Linked DNA regions of Homo sapiens: region 2 is linked to region 1. A link is a loop called in an ENCODE intact Hi-C map of the cell type or tissue named here. Cell type or tissue: endothelial cell of umbilical vein. All regions are shown on one strand. Links, peaks and the distances in the headings refer to the core of each region. The heading gives the core; the rest is flanking DNA.

What was found. A loop is a pair of places that touch in the nucleus more often than their neighbours do. Peaks named below come from ENCODE experiments on the same cell type or tissue, not always from the same donor. Only the 100,000 strongest peaks of a DNase experiment are listed, where the experiment ranks them.
Region 2: a loop joins it to region 1, with 5 times the contacts of the local background. A loop is called at or near these places in 1 of 110 quality-filtered maps.

What each region holds. Positions count from the first base shown.
Region 1 is chr11:128,193,599-128,196,510 of GRCh38, reverse strand. No RefSeq gene overlaps it. Among named protein-coding and RNA genes, the nearest start is that of LINC02098, 14 kb to the left of the region's middle. In endothelial cell of umbilical vein, for the core only: no CTCF peak of the experiment used is centred there; a DNase peak (open chromatin) is centred at 1,210; H3K27ac peaks cover 583 bases.
Region 2 is chr11:128,547,574-128,550,485 of GRCh38, reverse strand. The region is part of intron 3 of ETS1 (ETS proto-oncogene 1, transcription factor); the gene reads left to right. Among named protein-coding and RNA genes, the nearest start is that of ETS1-AS1, 23 kb to the right of the region's middle. In endothelial cell of umbilical vein, for the core only: no CTCF peak of the experiment used is centred there; a DNase peak (open chromatin) is centred at 1,585; H3K4me3 peaks cover 570 bases; H3K27ac peaks cover 640 bases.

The sequences.
Region 1 (2,912 bases), core at 223-2,722:
CCAGTGTCATGAAATACATCCAATTATACTATAAATAGAGGGCAGAGGCTTACTATTTACCACTTGGTGATTAATAAAATGTGCAGAATGCTGAGACATATCTCACTCCCTATTACTCAATTACTATAACCACTCTTCTTCCAGAAAAAGACAAGTCTTGCAGATGTTAGAGAATGGATTTCATAATGGAAGTCTCTTTAAAATAGCCTGAAAAAAATGGAGCTTAGATTGCAAACCAGAAGAGGCTGGATTTTTCCTCTTTTTTTCCAAAAGTAATAAAACTGCAGACAATAAAGATATTCAAATAAATAAAACAAATCTCTGATTTCACTAAATATTCTCTAAAACTGAAGGTAGAAACCTACACATACATTGTGAAAAATTTGCTCTTGCAATTGGGCTACAGAATGTCCTATAAAATTTACAGCAAAAAATATATTAATCTGTAGTTGTTAAGAAAATTACCTGTCTTATGTGAAAAGTTTTCTATTTTCTTTCTCCCTGTGGTTTCAGGTTTAGACAGTAAGGACGTTTCTCTATTTGAATTTCATGTAGGCTCATATCCAGTAGAAGGTGAATCATGTCTCATATCATGTGGGAGAGCTAGTAAGTTAATTAAAGTGGTTAAGAACTTGGAGAGGGCAAGAAAAAATAATATATATATATATTTTTTATATACAATATATTTATTTTAAATATATACATATATATATATAAATGTAAATATACATATATTTATCTGATAGATACTGGAAATTAAAAATCCAGAGAAATATATGTTGCATTTTTGGGTGGCTGAATGAATGTATACACTTTGTTGATGAAGTGCTTTCCACTGTAAACTTTAAGCCAGGCACTAACCATTTGCCTGCTCCCACACTGAGACCCAGGGCAGGCACGTAAACAGAAGTACAAACTTCCCAGAACAAAATTCCTGCTGAGGATGCAGGGATTATTTATCTAAATTCAAAATAAATCCAGAGTCTATGTTTGTCTAACAGCCTGGACAGACATTCACCCATTCTCTGCTCCCTCACCACCTCAGTTTTTTTTTTTTTTTTCCTGGTAGAATTAAATATTGTCATTTTCTGAACATGATGATTGATGCTTGGGTGTTTCTTTCCTGTGGCTGGCCTTGGCTGTACCGATCTCTCACTTCCCCAGCTGTTTCCTATGTAACTGTTACATAAGATTACTCTTGCCTCTGCTCACTCCTTTACTGCGGGAACCGTTGTGGTTCAGTTGCGTCCAAATGCATTTCAGGGCAAGGCAGTATAATAGAAGCAGGAAGAGATGGCTTTTTGAATTGGTGTACAGCAAAGCCAAGTGGAAAGTAAAGAAATTACATAACAGATTTGAAATATGTTGAGCGATATTTTGGAAAATTATGAACTGGGGAAGACTTTGTGCTTATCTCTATTGAATTTCCACTACCATTGACTTCAAGTGTTGTTTAGACATCGCTGATATTTAAAGATGATATATCTGAGTGCAAAGACTACTGTGATAAATTCATTGATTTACAGCCACTTTCTGTTAGCTATTTAATTATACCTTCCCACTTCTTTTGTGTATTTCTTTATCATATAGGACATTTCTGAGCACTTGGATATAGTCACTTGCAGTTGGGGCTCTGTCTAAGATCTGACATGCTTTAAGAGTTGATGATGGATGAGGGAAAAGATGTTTGTTGAACCTTTCATATGTTTCTGGAAATAAACAACAAAACAGAACAAAATAGATGGGCAAGAAGAGAAGAGACAGAGGGAAGAAGAGGAAAAGAAGAGAAGGGAAGGGAGGAAGGAAGGAAAGAAAGGAAGGAAGAGCGGGAGGGAGGGAGGAAGAAAGGAACTGTGTCAATATACTTATGGAGAAAGTTTCCAGAAATAACCACCATATGTGGCTACATGAACCACCCCTGGGACTATTGCCATTTGGTTAAAAAATGAATATGTTACTTGAGTAAGGGACACAGTCTCAAGTTCTGATTCAATAAATTGGCATTAGGGTGAAAAATACCTATTAACTTATGTTGCTGCCTTCTCTTTAAAAACAAAACAAACAAAACATAACAAAACAAATGATCCTGTAGTATTGACCTTTGGGGCTCAGTACAACCAGATTTCAAAATATCTCAAGCTTGAAGGCTCCCACCATTTCCCTCAGAGACTATTTCATCATCCAACTGATCTAAAACATAAGGAAGTTTTTTCCAGTTATTATTCCCCAAGTTCCTTTTTTTCTAAATGTCATCCTATTATTTACACTATTTCATTGTGCTTTATTTTTATACCTTGGATTTTATAGCCACCAAGGACTGGAAGATGGCTGGTCATTTAACCCTCTTTATGCAACCTTTTGCCAAGAGAACACAAAAGAGTTATTAAGTTGTGCATTATGGAGATTTGTAAAACCTACTCATAAATCAAGAATCCTTGGGGACAGGGATATGATAAAAGGAAAATTGCCTTTTACATTTACTTTTCTTTTTTCGTTTCAAACCCTTCTACCAACTGAGGTGTCTGCCGATGTTCTGATAGATAGAAACACTAGGGTGTGAATGAAAGAGCCATAGCCTGTCAGGGCAGGAAGGAAACCTCCCTAAACACGATCTAAACCAATTCCTTCATCGCCAGGAGCTTCTCACATATTTCTGTCAAGTCATCATTCATACTTCACTAGCAAGGGATATGAATGGAGAAAGATAACTCCATAAAATAAGCAAATTACCAGATACAAAGGCACAGTTCTCATCTTCCATGCGATGGAGCCACATCCCCTGGCCTGAAAGAACAACAGCAACCACAAAACTCAGATGAGGAGTTCTAGAAATTAAATGTCAACCTCATTTAACTCTCATATCATAAAGTGGATTTATCTCCACTTCAAAATCAGAAAATAGGATTAGAGAG
Region 2 (2,912 bases), core at 173-2,672, 350 kb before region 1:
AATATCTCCCGCACACTCGCTCTGTCAGTTTGCTCATCTGATACTGAGATTCTGCAAATGCCTGACCCTATTCTCCATAAGTGGAGGGCATGCCTCTGATCAGCTGTGGACTGAAGTTGCTCCTGCTTCCTACATGGCCTCTTTCTTTTTCCTCCCACCTCCTGCTGCCTTGGTAGCTTTTGAGCTGGTACTATTTCATATTCAGATTACAAGGTCTTTTGGTATACATTTTGAGTATAATTGAAGAGTGTTAAGTCTAAGCAGAGGGTTTGGCCTGGTGTTGTGGGAAGAGCCAGCCTATGCCTCAAGACCCCAGCAGCACATCCCGGTACAGGCCTTCGGCCTTGGCTAAGTCCACTGAGCTTCCCAACCCTCACCTTTCACAGGTGAAATACACTCTTTCCAAAGAGTTCTTGTGTCCACTGCATGAGGGTAGTATAGTTAAAAGGTCGTGGCCTATCGCAGGGGACCAATAAATAAACGCTGCTTTTCTTCTTTTTCCTTTCGCCATGGTGTGAGTGTGGATTTAGGTGAATCGAAGAAACCAGATGCCCACTCACATCTGAGTCCTGCCCACTCTTATCTTGCTCAAGGCTAATGTGCTAGCATCTGCCCACTGTGCCTCATTTCACCAGCCAAAGGAGAGGCCAGCCTGGTGAGGGCCAGAAAGAGCTGCACACCCAGGTTAGAGACCAGAGACCCCATGCTCTCAGGAGTGACCCCAACAGCCCCGAGGAAGGAGGGCTTGGAAAGGCCTTTACAAATGTAAATCACCCCTTTAGGTCCCCGGGAAGGAAGGAAACCAAGACAGACAAACCGAAGCCTCTGGGCTGGGTTCGTGGAGTGACAGTGGAAAGGCAAGCCTTCCGCCGGCCCGCCCTCGAACTCGCAGCTTCTCGAACATCCTAGGAAGTAACAGCATTGCGCTGGGACTCCCAGGGGGCTGCGGAGAGAAAAAACGTTCTCTCAACTTTTTCAAACCACAAATATTTGGTCCGAGTTGGGAAAAGGTCCCTGGGGCACCGGGTTCTTATGCGATTCAAGCAGTTTGACCCCTCTCCTGGAACTCCTCGCACGGGGGTGGGACGGTGGACGCCGCCGGCTGGCGTCAGGCCCCGCTCGGCTCCGGCCGCGGCACTGGGTGAATGGACATCTTCGGGTGGGCCGATGAGGTGGGAGCCGGAGCCCAGGAGAGGGGCGAGGGGCGAGGGGCGAGGGGCGAGGGGCGCGTGAGAGTGGAGGGTGGGGGCGGGCTGCGCCGCAGGGACAGCCTGTAGTGCTGTGTCTGGCCGCCTAGAGACACGGGCTCTCTCTCCAGATGTTCACTGTGTTTATAGCTGCCGAGGCAGGAGACCCAGCTCCCTCATTAATAAGTTGCTTTCTTGCACTGCAGCCAGGGGTCTCAGCCCGGAGCCTGCAGCTGGAGGAGGCGGCCCGCTCCCCTCCCCCAGCCTCCCGGTCCCTAACCCCACCCCGCCTTCCTCCCCTGCAATCCTCCCAAAATACACGAGCACACAAAAAGAAAAACACCAGCAGATTTTTTATTTCAGAGAGTAAACACTTGGGCCATGGGGGTCTGGAGGTTATGGGAAAAGAGGAAACCATCAGGCTAATCAGGCAGCACACACTTCCCCTGCTGAAATAAAACAGAAATCATTGCTCCGCAGGGCGGGAGGGTTAACCCCGGCGCTGCCAGCAACGCGGGCGCAGGCGAAGCCGGCCCGGAGCTGGGGCGTCCCGGGACGAGCTTTCCACTCCCAGGAGAGGAGGGAGGAGAGGACGGGCGTGGGCTGCCTCGGCCCGAACCTCGCCCTTCGGCCTGTGGCAGCGCCTGGGCCCCAAGCGGGGCTTAAGAAATAGACGGTTGGAACAGAAGAGATTCTGGGCTTAGATTTAGTTTTGCAAGAGGTTACAGGGAGTTCCAGATAGGTTGGGGACATAGAGAGATAGGTAAGAGTGTGTGTCGTTACCGTTTAACAAAGGATCAAGAGAGCTGGGTAGGGCTGTTTGGGGCACAGGTTTCAGCTCTGCCACCCACCAGCTGTGCAACCCTGGACGAATCACTGAACCCTCTGAGCCTCAGTTTCCTCATTTGTAATATAATAGTGCCCACCTCACAGAATTACTGTGAAGGAAGAAATTAAAAAAAAAAAAACGTATTGAATGTGGAAATGGCAAAGCACCAGGCATGGCGTGGAGAAGGCTCTTAACTCTGATTTCGTAGGTTACCTTTTCATACATTACTGTAATTGCCCGGGGTTCCCCTCCCTCCTTTTCTTCCTTCGTCTCTCACTCCCCCACTTCTTTTTCTCTCTCTTCTTTTTCCTTTCCTTCCCTTCCCTTCCCTTCCCTTTCCTTTCCTTTCCTTTCCTTCCCTTTCCTTTCCTTCCTCGCTCTTTCTTTTTTTCTTTCTCTCTTTTTTTCCCTATTGAATGCCTCCAGGTTCCATCTTCACTGTCTTGTTCCCTGACTGCTGTCTGAAGAGCATAAATAGCTCATGGGACAGAGGTCATCAGTCAAACATGAAATGTAGTTGCACTCTGAGAAAAATCACCTTCCCACTGAAGCATGGGGCAACCTTGGCTGTCCCCAAAGCTGCCAGTGTGAGTGGCCCCTCAGCTTTCAGTCCAGACCCTGCCCCACATCTTGATCTAGTCAGTTGGCCACACCCTCCCCATCATCCCTATTTTTTAAAAATAGGGATACGCTTCTCCCACTCCATTCCTGGACATCCTAGTTAGATTCCTCATGACCTTTGAAGAATTGTTTGCCTCTTTCAAACTTTCTTGCTATTTAAGAAAACAGGACTTTGGGATCTCTGTTAGGTGGGATTAAAAAAAAAAACCAAAAAAACAAAGCCACCAATTTTCAAAGTTGTGTCATCAGTCTTTTCCATACCTCCTGAGACTTGC